Regions from separate parts of the Homo sapiens genome. Here region 2 is linked to region 1. A link is an interaction called in ENCODE POLR2A ChIA-PET data of the cell type or tissue named here. Cell type or tissue: CD4-positive, alpha-beta T cell. All regions are shown on one strand. Each heading gives the region's core, and the rest is flanking DNA. Links, peaks and the distances in the headings are about the cores only.

Region 1 (7,690 bases), core at 1,810-6,809:
ATTCTTGTGCCTCAGCCTCTTGCGTAGCTGGGGCAACCGGCTTGCGCCACCAACACCCGGCTAATCTTTGTATTTTTTGCAGCGATGGGTTTTCGCCATGTTTCCCAGGCTGGTCTTGAACTCAAGCTCAAAAGAGATTTCCCTCCTCCGCCTCCGAAAGTGCTGGGATTACAGGCGTGAGCCACCACGCTTGGCCTGTGTTTTCTGTATTTCTGTAAGGAAACATGGCAAACTGCTGCTAACATTCTTCATGGCTATCAGAGAAACAAGGTAGCAAAGACTGTAGCTGCTGGAGAAACAAGGTAGCAAAACCTGTATCTCAGAAGGCAAGTGGTAAAGGCTGATGCTGCCGTGAAGAATAGTGAAAAAAATGGAGGTAGTTACTAGTTCCTACCAAGGCATTGTTATATGAAAGGAAGACAAAATGGCATTCAGATGGTTATTGGTGTGGGGGGATGGGAGGTGTGTTGGAGGCACTTGACTGGCAAATACATTCTTTAAAGAAGAAAGTAGTAATTACCGTGGGAGAAACAACCATGAAAGTACATAAGATTCAACATTTTTTAGTGGAATGGGGAGAGGCCAACTTGTTTGGTTCTGTTCCTCTGAGCTGCCTTCCATCCAGATCTACTGATTTTCTATTGTTGAATTTAAAAGGACTTTTTATTTATGTACCCGTGGCCAATTTAAAGGTATGTTGAACGAGTTCTTTTTTTGTTGTCCTTTTATCTTAAATAGTCTTAGACTTTATTATTAACAGAAGTCATTTTACCTTAAATCATAGATCAGGTTACTGTGGTTGCATGAATGGGTGTTTAAAACCGAGGTTGTCATGATTAAATTCCCACCTTCTTTCCCTTTACACCTCAGGAAATGAGACAAAAATAAGTAAGCCATTCCCTAGTGGGTTACTCCAGTCCTTACAATCGCAGGACTATCAGTATGCCACTGTATTATTCGCTGTCCTCAAAATGGATTTTAATTTGTGGAGAATATTGAGTAAACCCTTATTTTTCCAATAAAGTTTTTTCACTTTATCATAATAAAAAGAAAGCTGGACAGGTGGCTATCTAGCAAGAGACAACATTTCCTGGTCTTTCTGGGAGCAGATGTAAGCATGTGGCTACATTATTTCCAACACAGGTGAGACACATAGAAAAGTTACTACCAGGTCTGGGCTTTGAAACTTCCATGTTACCTTCTTCCCCAAGTATAATGGTATTGATTTCATTTTGAGCAATTAGAGAACATCAGGCCCTAGGAGATGACAGAACATTGACTTGGAAGGAACGAAATTTCCTGATTGATCACAAGGAGCAGAGCTGCTTCACAAAGCTGGACTAATCACAATGGATTTGTTCCATGAAACAAAAATATCTGTCTTTAAGCTTATTTATTGTTGAGTCTCTTTGTAAGCAGCATAACTTTATCACACAAAATTCAGTTTTGTTACTAAACTTATTTAGTATTGTGGAATGTCCTTCCATTGACCTGAAAGCTCTTTACAGAAAAGCTGATGCCAAATGAGCCTGTCGACTTGGTATCACCTCTGTTGGGTTCCATTATAGACAGAACAGAGTGGGGCTGATTACAAGTTAGAGATCAGGCAAGGCACGTGGCTCACGCCTGTAATCCCAGCTCTTTGGGAGGCCAAGGTGTGTGGATCACTTGAGGTCAGGAGTTTGAGACCCGCCTGGCCAACACGGAGAAACCTCGTCTCTAATAAAAATACAAAAATTAGCCGGGCATGCTGGCACATGCTTGTAGTCCTAGCAACTTTGGGGTCACAGAGTGAGACTCTATCTCAAAAAAAAAAAAAGTTATCAATGGGTAGACTAGATAGTCTATATGTCTTCAGCAGTGGTAACCTGTATATTTCAATGGGCTGACTTCCCTTCAAGAGTGGTTCTGCTGGGCACTGTGGCTCTCACCTGTAATCCTGGCACTTTGGGAGGGCAAGGCAGGGGGATCACCTGAGGTTGGGAGTTCGAGAACACCCTGACCAACATGGAGAAACCCTGTCTCTACTAAAAATAAAAAACTAGCTGGGCATAGTGGCACATCCCTGTAACCCCAGTTACTCAGGAGGCTGAGGCAGGAAAATCGCTTGAACCCAGGTGGCAGAGGTTGTGGTGAGCCAAGATCGTGCCATTGCACTCCAGCCTGGGCAACAAGAGCAAAACTCTGTATCAAAAAAAAAAAAAAAAAAAAAAAATAGAGTAGTTTGTAGTAATAGATGGATCAAAAACTCCTTTGAGAATCTGTTGAAAATAGACATATGAACATAGACATTTTATGAGGCTCATTATTCTCAGAAACTCAAGGAACTCCCAGGGCTCCATGGATTCCTGTCAACAACCAGAAGTCTAGGATTTCAGGGTCTGAGATCTAGAGATCCCAAATTTAAAGATAGAGAGGAATCGCAGACATAATACTAAATAATACATTGAACAGGAGTGAGTTACCATTTGCTGAGTGAAATAGACCTATATTCTTCTTCTTCTTCTTCTTTTTTTTTTTTTTTTTGAGATGGAATTTCCCTCTGTCACCCACGCTGGAGTGCAGTGGTGTGATCTTGGCTCACTGCAGTCTCCGCCTCCTGGGTTCAAGCAATTCTCCTATTCTTCTGCCTCAGCTTCCCAAGTAGCTGGGACTACAGGCCTGTGATACTATGCTCAGCTAATTTTTGTATTTTTAATAGAGACAGGGTTTTGCCATGTTGGACAACCTGGTCTTGAAATCTCGACCTCAGATGATCCGCCCTCCTTGGCCTCCGAAAGTGCTGGGATTACAGGCGTGAGCCACCATGCCCAGTCTATCATCTCTCTTCCTTCACTAGGATATGAGCCTCAGAAGGGCAGTCTCTTGTCTATCTTGCTCACTGAAGTATTTCAATGCCTGGCACAGAGGGAATGCAATCAATATTTGATGAAATACTGAATGAAATCCCTTCAACTACTCTCTGATTTGTTTATTGTATCCCCTGCTCCATTACTCCTGCCATTTCTTTGGCTTGAAACTTTATCCTCCTTCAACATCATTTCCCTCCACTGCATCCAGTCTCTTGCCACCAGAAGCATATTCCTAGAACTAGTTATAATTTTGTTAGTCCTTGCTCACAAGCTTTCTATAACCTTATTGTCTGCAAAATAAATCTAAACTTCATTGTTTGACATTCAGACTCTTCACAATCTTCTCCCACATCTTTATCACAAGAAAACTCCACGTGAGCAGGAGGCTTGGTTAGCATATTCTTTATCTCAGCAATCTCCTTTAACAAGCTCTCCAGGTGATTCTGATGCACACTGAAGTCTGAGAACCACTATTCTCAGTGCAGAAGTCCTCAGTACAAAATTCACTGCTTGGCACTTGAATATGAAGGAATGACTATCCATTTTCAACCTACTGGATATTCCTTCCATCCACCTTCGCCTGGAAGCTGCTTGTATCAGGCAGTGCAGATGCCTCCTCCCCAAAAGTCATTTTCCCTCCTTTCTTCCTAATACAACTTTCTTTGTTCCCTGACTTGTTCTCCAGAGAAGGCAGAGTTCCTTCTAGCCTCAGGGATCTGATTAATTTGACTACACCTATCCTAAAGATCACATGCCCCTTATTAATGATTGGATTGGGGATAGGTATATAGTCAGTTTTTGTGATTAGGAGAATCCTTAACAATGGAGACCCAACTTCTCTAAGAACATGATAAAGATGAGATGGGGATTGTCGATCAATGAACAATGTGTGTATGTGTTTGTGTGCGAGCGCGAGTGTGGTTGCACACTGAGAATTGTTCAAGTCTAATTGGTGAAACCAGACAGGTGAGGCGGTAGAGGGAAGAGGGTTTTATTTTTTCCTTTAGAACCTAAAATAAAAATCCAAATTAAGACCTTTTTGAAGTAATTGAGGAAAGGAAAAAAGCAAATTCAACATTAAGAACTACTTGAAAGCAGCAGTCTCCTCTCCTCCTTCCCCACCCCCGCTCCAGCCCCCCATAATATGGGCTTCTTTGGTAAAACCCGTATTTTTAAGGACTCTTGAGAAACGAAGTTTCTCTTCGTAGAGCAAAACTATGAAATTACTATTGCCTCTTAGGTACTATCGAGTGATACCTCATAAAACACGGAAACCAGAGTTTCATAAAGCCACCAGCCCAGACAGTGAGTGCCATTTTAAGTTTTAAAAACATGCCTATTTCAGCTGCAGGAGTTTCTAGTATCTTCACATGTCAGTATATAGCTCCAATTGTGAAAAGGTGAGTGGCTCTGAAAAGAGCCTTTGGGTTTACTAAGGCAGTTGCAGGGACAAGTTTACTTGGAGCTGGTGTACTTGGTAACGGCCTTGGTGCCCTCTGACACAGCGTGCTTGGCCAGCTCCCCGGGAAGCAGCAGGCGCACGGCCGTCTGGATCTCCCTGGAGGTGATGGTCGAGCGCTTGTTGTAATGCGCCAGGCGGGAAGCCTCGCCGGCGATGCGCTCGAAGATGTCGTTGACAAAGGAATTCATGATCCCCATGGCTTTAGAGGAGATGCCGGTGTCGGGGTGGACCTGTTTCAGCACCTTGTACACGTATACGGAGTAGCTCTCCTTGCGGCTGCGCTTGCGCTTCTTGCCGTCCTTCTTCTGCGCCTTGGTCACGGCCTTCTTGGAGCCCTTCTTCGGGGCGGGAGCGGATTTCGCTGGCTCAGGCATGCTATCTTTGCTGTTCTGCAGTTAGGAAAGAAAATGAAATCTACATCTCCTGATCCTCGGAATTTGTAGACAATGTTATGTAAATGAAGATTTAGTTTCTCCAACTCTGATTCGTTATTTTGTCGTGAAGTCTGCATGCAAATGAAGGAGCTTAGGTCTACTCTCCCATTGGTCATATCCTGAGAGCAGTTTTCGAGCACGGGCCACCTAATTAACATTTTATATAACAAGTTCCTACCATTGCAAACAATTCAGATTAGTTTACTTATTTTAAAAACCAGAAGTTGCTCTCTTCTATGCTTTTATATGCCAGGGAGACAAAGCTCCTGGCGCAGTTACGTCTTCGAATTGAAAGGTCGGTTTAAAAGCTCCTGGAAAAGCTATGCCTTGACATTCAGATGTAGATTCTGGAGCAGCAGGAGATACCTGAAGAACGGCAAGCTAGGCGACCGGCGATCACCCACACAATCCGGAGAACAGTGTTTCCCACTTTTTACAGAATGCACAAACACATCGTGAAAATAAAGGGTAGGCAATAAAGCTCCGGAGAAAACAACAACAAAAAAGTAAATAGCATCTCTTGAAGAGAGCTAAGACAGGAAAGACTTTCTTAGCCAAAATGGCTACAGTCCTTAATGGAAAAGCAAGTCACACCTAGTTTAGCCCTACAACGAGGATCAGAAATAAATATTCCGTCTAACTAGTGAAAATATTTTTTAAAAAATTAAAATGAAAGCCTATTTAACAAACAGCTTTACTTTCAAGTTAGTATTATTATCTTTGGCTGAAGCCCGCTGCTTAGCTAACTTCAGTTTAAGAAACTGTTCTTCCTAAATTTGACTGTCCTTTTTAAGCCCCCACTCCTTCACCCCACGCTCCCCAGCCCCCTAGCCCTTCTCCTCTCCTGCCACCATTCCCATTTCCCGGGCCCTAAGTCTCCAGGAATGAAGGTGCTGCGCAAAAAGTATTCCGCTCTGTGGGTTAGCATCTAACAAAAGTGTACTCTGAATTTATTGTGTCTTATCTTTGTTTCACAAAATAATTTGTTTTTCTCACTTCAGTGATGACGAGAAAACCTTAAAATCTGTTTAACATCTTTTTTAATTTTCAATGTAGCTAATGTAGCAGTGTTCAGAATAATAGCTAATGTGCTTTATTTGTATTTATTTAATCAAAAAATCTTGGGCCGGGCGCAGTGGCGCAAGCCTGTAATCCCAGCACTTTGGGAGGCCGAGGCGGGTGGATCACCTGAGGGCAGGAGTTCGAGACCAGCCTGACCAACATGGTGAAACCCCGTCTCTACTAAATACAAAAACTTAGCTGAGTAGGGTGGCACACGCCTGTCATCCCAACTACTTGGGAGGCTGAGGCAGGAGAATCGCTTGAACACGGGAGGTGGGGGTTGCAGTGAGCTGAGACTGCACCGCTGTACTCCAGCCTGGGCAACCAGAGCAAAACTCCTTCTTAAAAAAAAAAAAAAAAAGGGCCGGGCGCGGTGGCTCACGCCTGTAATCCCAGCAGTTTGGGAGGCTGAGGCGGGCGGATCACAAGGTCAGGAGATCGAGACCATCCTGGCTAACACGGTGAAACCCTGTCTCTACGAAAAATACAAAAAATTAGCTGGGCGTGGTGGTGAGCGCCTGTAGTCCCAGCTACTCGGAAGACTGAGGCAGGAGAATGGCGTGAACCTGGGAGGCGGAGCTTGCAGTGTGCCGAGATTGGCACTGCACTACAGCCTGGGCAACAGAGCGAGACTCTGTCTCAAAGAGGGAGAGAGGAAAAAAAAAAAAAGGTCTGGCGTGGTGTCTCACGCCTGTAATCCCAACACTTTGGGAGGCCGAGGCATGCGGATCCCGAGATCAGGAGTTTGAGACCAGCCTGGCCAATATAGTGGAACCCTGTCGCTGCTAAAAATACAAAAATTAGCCGGGCGTGGTGGCGCATGCCTGTAGTCTCAGCTACTTGGGAGGCTGAAGGAGATCCCGGGAGGCCGAGGTTGCAGTGAGCCGAGACCGCACCATTGCACTCCAGCCTACGTGACAGAGCAACAGCAAGACTCCATCTCAAAAAACAAAACAAAACAAACAAACAAAAAAACATGTGATATTACTTTTGTTCTCATTTAACAGAAAGGGAAATTAGAGTACCCAAGTTGCGGCATCCTGCCCCAAACCCCATCGCTTATACTAGGTGTAACCAGAATGATGATTTAGGCAGTCTGGCTTGGATCTAGTCTGTTAGAAAACATCTTCACCTACCTTGGTGGGCTGTGTTGCAAAAAGAGAAAAATGCTTCTTGTTCTTCTTATGTTAAAAGAATGGAAAATGAAGCATTTCTTTAATGACTATAAGAGGTTGTTAGAAATGAAAAAAAAAACCTCTGATGGTATATCTAGTCAGTAGAGAAAAAGGAGAAAGACAAATGAGAGAAAATTTAAACCGTATTAAGGGAAAAGTGGCAGAGGGAGAGAAAAAAGAAACAGACACAATGGAAAGAGAGACAGACGTGAAGAGTAGGATAAAAAGAAAGAAATTCACCTAAAGAGGATGAACTAATACGTTGGAGAGACACAAAATGAACATACACAAAGAAAACCAGAGGGAGAGGAGTCCAGTGATACAATCTGCAACTGCAAGAAGAAACAGAAAGAAAAGTGCAGATGAAGGCCCTTAACTACATCCAAACTACACATATCAGATATTCAACTGACAAGATTGGATTGAGACCCTTAAATGATTTTAATGAGGCAGGTAACATTGCCATTTGTGATTTTTGAAATTCCTGCTAAAGACTAAAATTTCTGCACTTTTATATCTATATGAATAAAAATGGTGATGTGGCACATAAGTAAGAAAAAGATAGGGGAAATTTAAAAAATGACAAAAACTGTAGAGTGGCATTGAGGTTTCCTGTCTCTGATTGAGATCTCAGGAGAGTTTTAAACATTTTTATAGTAAATATTATATCTGCACAAAAGGGTATATGCAACATAAACAAGAATT
Region 2 (7,690 bases), core at 1,368-6,367, 420 kb before region 1:
TTCCAGTTTGTATATATTTAATATGATCTGAAAGTGCTTCTTCTATATTTTTTTCAGCCAGTTCAGCATGTTTAATTTCTTTTTCCTCCAAAAGGTTTCCAAGAAACACTTGAGGTCACATGATAAATCAGTTTCTCCAATGATTCTTTTGATGAATCATGAAAGAATGTCCATTTTCTTTAAAAAAAAAAAAAAGGGGGAAAAAAAAGACTGTCCATATTCTAACTTATTGCTTATATACAATTCTAATTTACACCATCCATATTATCCTCTCCAAGTATAGCAGCTAGATTGGTCAGCTTTATCCACTCTTGAGAAACTTGATATAACATTCCTTATCAGTAGCATTTCTTGCATATGCACCATAGAATCCTTAGCCAAGAGACCCACTGGCCTTTGTTTGTTTAATGGTGTGTGTGTGGGTGTGTTTGCACACGTCTGTGTGGTAGCACTGAATTCCAAAGAAAAAACTAAACAAGCCAACCAGAAGTCCAACATGGAATATAGTGATCCGTAGAAAAGGGCATTCTACATTGAGCCACCAACCCAAATCTCTGAAAATGGCAAATACAGAATTCTTGGTCGTAAAATAGATTATGAGGTTTGTCTATTCCTAAATAATAGACATTTACATCCTTCCTAACTGGTATCTTCATCCAATCCCAGGGAGCACCTCCTCTCAAAACTCCCCATAATTGCTGTTGAAAGATCTATCCAGTTTCTTTTGTCTGTTTCAGCCTAGGTTCTCAGAGAGACATCTTTTAAAGACAAAGATGGATATATCAAAACTCCAATAAGCCATTCCAAAATATCATAAACAAAGAGGCCACCCTAACTTGCCTGTTTAATATTGCAAACCACATACCTCCCACTCCCTGGTCCCCTTACCCTGCTTGACTTTTTCTTTGCTCCATAGAACTTATTACCTTCAAATAGATACAATTACTTATTTGTGTTTATTATGTGTTTCTCCCCAGCTTGAAAAATCCACCCTAGTCTCTGCTGTGTACTGTTGATGTATCCGAATGCCTAGAACTGTGCCTAGCTTTTAGCAGACACTCAATAACTGTTAGTTGGGAGACTAAACGAATAGAGGACATCCAAGAGTCAACAGTTCAAGTTGAGGACATCATCCTAATGTAACCTGACTCTTGGGCTTAAATGTCACTGAAAGGACTAGAAAGACAAATAGGGTAGTGAATATCACAACATCCACCCACCCCCTACCCATCATCGTACTTCAAAGGTCAACCCACATATGCTTAAGAAAATGAGAAAAACAGGAACAAATTTAGAAAATCCTAATATTCAGAATAAAACCCAGAAGAAAATGATTAGAAGGTATACATACTGGAGAATGAGAGGAAGGCAGAAAGAAAAAGAGGAAGCAGGAAGACAGGCAGAAAAGAAATAAAATCTGTCACCAACTTACTCTTTAAAACACAAATATAAAGTATGATCGCAATTTCAGGCTCGCAGTTTGGTGGACAAGCACTAATGTATAGGAGTTTCTGGTTTCATGTCCTGGTGTTTGGCCCCTTACTTTCCCTTAATATTTGTATCAGATTTTCCATTAAATGGTTTTCCCCTCTGCTCTTGCTGGTGTCTTTCTCATTTAATATATTTCCTTCTATGCAACAGCCTTCCAGTGGTTTCTCTCTCAACTGAACTATCAGTGAAAACTTCCTTATTGAACCGAAAATAAATTCTTTCCTTTGATTCTACTCATACTTATTTTGCAAAACGCACCAGTCCCGCGTCCTGCTCTCCACCCAATTAACACTCTTATGTTCCTAAGAATAATATCTGTATTATTACAAACCTCTGTGTTTTGTTGTTGTTGTTGTTGTTGTTGTTGTTTGAAACGGAGTCTTGCTCTGCCACCCACGCTGGAGTGCAGTGGCGCGATCTCGGCCTACTGCAACCTCTGCTTCCTGGGTTCAAGCAATTCTCCTGCCTCAGCCTCCCAACTAGCTGGGATTACAGGCGCCCGCCATCACGCCCGGTTAATTTTTGTATTTTTAGTAGAGATGGGTTTCACCATGTTGGCCAGGCTGATCTGGAACTCCTGACTTCGTGATCCGCCCGCCTCGGCCTCCCACAGTGCTGGGATTACAGTGTGAGCCACGGCGGCAAGCCTATAAACCTCCGTTTTTAAAACACATTAACATAGCAACAATGAGAGTCAAAAAAAGGGAAAACATTTTTCCAATACACGGAGAAGTAGCCTCCTTTCTAATGTATTGTTTAGACTGAAAAAAAGTAAAATAACCTTGTTGGAATGGAGATATTCCACCACATTCATTTCTGTGGCACAATTGGTTAGCGCGTTCGGCTGTTAACCGTAGGGTTGGCCGTTTGAGCCTCGGGTGCCGGAATTTCATGAGAAACGGTATTTTCTTACTTCAGGGATTGTGTCTGGCAAATTAAATGAAAATCCAACCATTATTCTTCCCCTGGTGTTCCTTGGGTATTTTCATTTCCTTGTTTCTTGATTAAATTTACCAAGCTCCTTCTAAATGCCAGTAGATATGAAAGCAATCCCATGTTTCTGAACCACTTGTTTTGTTTCCAAACTCCATCTCTCTCATGTGCTGGTCCATCCAGTAGAGTCCCCACAGCAAAAAGCAGCAGAAGTCACTCGGCCAAGGTCTTGCAGAGCTTGCCCCCTACACTGAGCTGGCGTCGCCTCTACCTGAATCAGTTCCTTGGGTCAGGCTTTGGACGTCACAATAGAGCACGAATAAAAGGGGTGGAGACCTCTAGCTAGGTTTCCACCTGTATTCCTGTGACTGGTATTTTCCTGTGACTGGTATTTTCCTAAATTATCAGACTCTCAATTTTTTTCTTGCTAACAAAATAAATACCAAAGATGGTCTCTCTTAGACTCTGCAATTCCGCTTCTGACAATTTTTACACAATAGCTGTATTTGTACAACTAAAATTGACTCATGTCAGCATTATTCTTTTAAACACTTAAAAGAAAAAAAGATTAGAAGAAGCTGCACGTCCAACCATAAAGTCCTGATTAAATAATCAATGATAATTGACACAATGGAATTGGAGGCAAAGGTGAAAAACAAAAAGAAGTTCTCTGAATTCATTTGCAGGCAATGTGCTGGGGGAGCTCACTGGAGTGCGCTAACCCTGATAGCCCAGGTCAGCCACAGACTGGCCACAATAACTGCTGAAGGTGGCTGGGCACACACCATGCAGCTGCAAAAGACATTGCCAGGTTTCCGATGGCCTCTCCCCTCCGCCCGCCTTCGTGTCTCCAGTTAACAAGGGGTGCGAAAAAAGTGTGGTTTCAAGGGCCCTGGTAACAGAAGATAGAAAATTTTTCATTTTCAATCTCGGCTCACTGCAACCTCCGCCTCCCGGGTTCAAGCAGCGATTCTCCTGCCTCAGCCTCTTGCGTAGCTGGCATTACAGGGGCCCGCCATTACACCCGGCTAATTTTTGTATTTTTAGTAGAGACAGGGTTTCACCGTGTTGCCCAGGCTGGTCTCGAACTCCTGACCTCAAGTGATCCACTAGGCTTGGCCTCCCAAAGTGTTGGGATTACAGGCGTCAGCCACCACACCCGGCCAATTTTCATTTTCTTTAATATTCTGTCAGGTATTGATTTCAAGATGGGAGCCGAGCACCGTGGCTGTAATCTCAGCACTTTGGGAGGCCAAGGTGGGTGGATCGCTTGAGAACGGGAGTTCGAGAGCAGCCTGGGCAACACAGTGAGACCTCATCTCTACAAAAAATATTTTAAAAATTAGCTGGGCGTGATGGTGCATGCCTGCGGTCCCAGCTACTCAGGAAACTGAGGTGGGAGGATTGCTTGAGCCCAGAAGATGGAGGCTACAGTGAGACAGGATCATGCCACTACACTCCAGCCTGGGTGACAAAGTGAGACCCTGTCTCAAAAAATAAAAGGGGGGTGGGCAGGGACCAGCAGATCTAATACTGGATCTTAAGCAATTCACTAAAATTCACATTAAGCCTCCTGGGAACTGAGCATGTCCCTAGACTTCCACCAAAGGATTTTCCCCTCATAATTCTACTGTAATATAACAAGATAAATGCAGGGAGAAAGGTTTTATAAGGAATCACAAAAAAAAAGGAATTTGAGAGTAGCTGTAAATACGACTTTTGAACATTTTTAGGGCAGGGCGTGGTGGCTCATGCCTGTAATCCCAGTACTTTGGGAGGCTGAGGCGGGAGGATCGCTTGAGCCCAGGAGCTCAAGGCCAGCCTGAGCAACATAGAGAGACCCTGTCTCTGAAAAAAAAAAAGAGAGAGAAAGCTTTTAGGCACCCAGACATACCCTATTAAAGCCCTCTTACTCTACCAGGAGTCCCACCTCAACTTATTTGGAAAGAAATCAGCCCACTCCATTGCCATCAAATGCAGAGTCCCAGCTTCTCAGTCAGGAGTGAAACTAAGTTGAATCAGAGTATACACTACAACCACAGGATCATGACTGAGAATTATTACTCAGTTTGCTACTCTTGGTGCTAGATAAAATAAATCCACTCATATTGGCAGGTACACTTCATTCTCTAGTCTATAACATGTGCATTTCTCATGAATTTCCTGTAATAAGCATTCACCATATGCACACTGGGAAAAGCTGGGGAAAAGGTGAGGAACAAAGGATAAAATATTAAGAGGCAAATTGAGTCATCTCTCTGAGCTCAGTTTTAATGGGGGGATAACAATATTATATAGTTGTGGATTAAATGAGTTACTTCATATAAAAAAACAAGTGCTGTTTAAATAGAAACAAAATTGTGGATGTAAAAAATTATTTTCCTACACTCAATGGGCTTAAAGTCAAGATGAAAGTTCCTAGGATATTTTCTTCCACCCATTTATTCTCATTCCTCACTCCACCTGTGACTTACTTAGCTTGCCTGGCCGCAGGTGTGAGCTCTTTGTACAGAACTGTTTTGGAGATGGACCCTGAAATACCAGCCCTTGAACATACTGTTATCTAACGCTGTCCACCGTGGGAATGCAATTTATTTCTTCATTCAAGAAAGTCTTAAATAAAACCCCAGTATGTCTACTGTACTTTCTAAGCTGTTAGCAACTAGAGGGAAAGTTTCTTCTTCACCTTGGTATCTCTTTATCTAGCAGAAGTAGCAATGGGCACTTGGAATTCTGAATAAATGAATATGCCAGCCTGTCAAATTCTGATTCTGGATTTTTCTGTTTCACTTTAAGACATCAATGATCTGAGGAAACAATTCACATGAAACAAACCCACAAGAATTAAAAACAGAAACAAGACGAAAGTTTCTAAATGGAAACGTAGTTTGTGTGCCAAGTATAAGAGGTATGTGGGTTGTGAGAAATGTTATACCAGCTTTACCGTATGGTCCTTTTTATTCTCCCCAGTAAAGTGCACCTGTCAAGATCATAATGTGATTAGGGTATTTTACAGCCAAAGTAGACAAATCCACTCTACCCTATAAAACACAGATCATCACATTGACAGATGAAAAACAAAAACAAACAGCACAAGCAAACAGAAATTATAATCATACTCTATCACTTCATGCAACAGCCTGGAAAATGATCAGAATTTTGGTCTACGTGAGACTGTGTAGACTGTTTATTGTGACACCTAGGTTTTCAGTTCCTTTTAGTGGCTTACACTGATTCTTTGAAGCCTACAGGGCTGCTTTGCCTCAGCCCCACCATATGTAAGTGCACCTGAGGTGCACTGGTTCTCTACTAGGCTTTGCCCACCTTTACAATGGTTCCAACTCAACACTCCACCCAGGAAGCATTCTTTGTAATTGTGGGAGCACTCCACACTCTTTCAGACTTATTATTCTCCCAGTTTACTTTGTAGGAATGATCTGGAAAACTTGGTGAGGACTGACTCACCACTGAAGACTGTGATCATCAATCAGGTTCCCATTGAGAGGACTCTATGACCTGCCATGGCTCCCATTCCACCCTTTATATGCATCTACCACGATGCCTATCTTATACTAGTGGCCTGTAAAACTCTTAATACTAAGATGTGTTATTACCTATTGTCACTGTTTCCTCAAACAATGGCTTAGAAAATGCTGACTTAAGATAACTGATTGATAAACTGGGCTAAGATATTAGACAAAAATTAAATAGAAAAAAAAATCCAGGTTAAACAGTAAGGTGGGTGGCAGGGGGAGGGGGGCTCTAAGATCAGGATATGAAGGTGAAGGGAACACAAGATGAAAGTTGGAACTTGTCCAATGACCTCCCCACCAACAAAAATAAAAAGGCACATAAAAATATTTTTATTTTCTATAAATACATTAGGAAATGTATTTCTTCCCAACCCAGTCCACCCCATTAACTCAATTTTTTCTACATAAAAAAGATGCTAATACCACCCTCACCTGTGACTGCTAAACAGAGAAAGATTGCCTGGACTAGGCATTATCCTCCTAGTTGGAAATAAAGGCCCTTTCTGGGGGCAGGAAGTGGGATTTTCAGGGGACCCTACAGACGTAGGCAGCCAAGAGTCAAACAAAACAAGCATATGCAATAGTCATAATTATGCTAGTATGACAGTATGAATTAGGTGACTCAGCCAGGCACATACAGGAGTTCGGAGTGGGGACAGTGGAAGCCCACAAAACTCCATGTTTGGGCCATCAGTAGACACTTGGTCTGAGAAACACAGTAAAATGTCTGCCCGGGTAGTCACGATCATTCTAGTATGAGGTAGACAGGAAGCAGAGCAGGGCCAGGAAATGGAAGGGGCCACCCAGGCCCTCAGGAGTCCCTGACAAGGGAAGGTCCCTCCATGCTCTCTGAGGGTGGCGGGGCTCCAAAGATCCTGGCCAGGAGCCCTTTGTTGGAGCGGGCCTTGTCCTGGGCAGTTGCCAGGCGAGCCCGTTCACGTCCCCCTGGCCGTGCTGCTTTACGGGCCCTCAGTTCCTGCTCAGTAGGACGCTGGGCAAATGTCCAGGAGCCATCTGGGCGAGCAGGGTCCCCATCGGCCGCAAGAAAGCGTTGTCCCCGTTCCACACTTTGAAGATAGAAGTCGGTCTCACGCTTGGCTTGAGCAACCTCCGCTCTCAAGCGCTGCCTGCGCACCTGGCGCTCAAAGGCGAGGTGCTCGCTGAGGTGGGACCAGGTGAAACGGTGCAAGTACTGTGGGCAGAAAAGAAGAAAAGATCAGGATAGTGCAGATTAGGGAGAAAGATGAGACAAGGGGACAAGGCCAATGAGAGGCCATGGGGATACTTGGGCCAGAGTTGGGGAGAAGGGAGGGTGAGAGGTGTGGCAGAAAGATCTATCTTCTCACCTTGAGGTTCCAAAGATCATAACGGAAGGGGCTGCGCCTGCGGGCACCCATAGGCGTGTTGTGTAGACTGGCCGCCACGCGCTTGGCTATGCGCTTGTCACGGAACTCCACCCATCCCTCGGTGTAGTCCTTGGTGTAGGACCGCTTTTTTCCTCCGGCAGCTGCTGCTGCCTTCTTCTTGCGTCTCACGAACCGGTCTGCGCGCCAAAGACAAAGACCCGTCCAGGACGCCTATGCAGCACTCACTCAAAAGCACCTCCCACTGCCCGCAACGTTCTTCACATCTGCCAGTGGGAGTCCCACCTGAAGAGTTTTTGCCCAGGAGGAAGGGAACTGTAAATCGCACCCTTTCCTCTAGCTAACTCAATTCTTTCCTTAATTGTCCAC

Evidence for each region. ChIA-PET counts read pairs that join two places held together with the same protein. Peaks named below come from ENCODE experiments on the same cell type or tissue, not always from the same donor. Only the 100,000 strongest peaks of a DNase experiment are listed, where the experiment ranks them.
Region 2: POLR2A ChIA-PET joins it to region 1 with 6 read pairs; 15 of 35 experiments call an interaction of 5 or more read pairs at or near these places.

The regions. Positions count from the first base shown.
Region 1 is chr6:26,180,794-26,188,483 of GRCh38, reverse strand. It overlaps H2BC6 (H2B clustered histone 6), which reads right to left and starts at 4,723. Exons shown (of 1, transcript NM_003523.3): 1 at 4,254-4,723. The coding sequence starts at 4,688. The coding sequence ends at 4,308. RefSeq lists enhancers at 146-771, 4,401-4,460, 4,911-5,100, 4,960-5,689. In CD4-positive, alpha-beta T cell, for the core only: no CTCF peak of the experiment used is centred there; a DNase peak (open chromatin) is centred at 4,803; H3K4me3 peaks cover 1,619 bases; H3K27ac peaks cover 1,071 bases.
Region 2 is chr6:26,597,724-26,605,413 of GRCh38, reverse strand. ABT1 (activator of basal transcription 1) reads right to left here. Exons shown (of 3, transcript NM_013375.4): 2 at 7,304-7,500; 3 at 4,675-7,149. The coding sequence ends at 6,769. It overlaps LOC105374989 (a long non-coding RNA gene), which reads right to left and starts at 2,681. Exons shown (of 2, transcript NR_187833.1): 1 at 1,823-2,681; 2 at 1-758. In CD4-positive, alpha-beta T cell, for the core only: no CTCF peak of the experiment used is centred there; no DNase peak of the experiment used is centred there.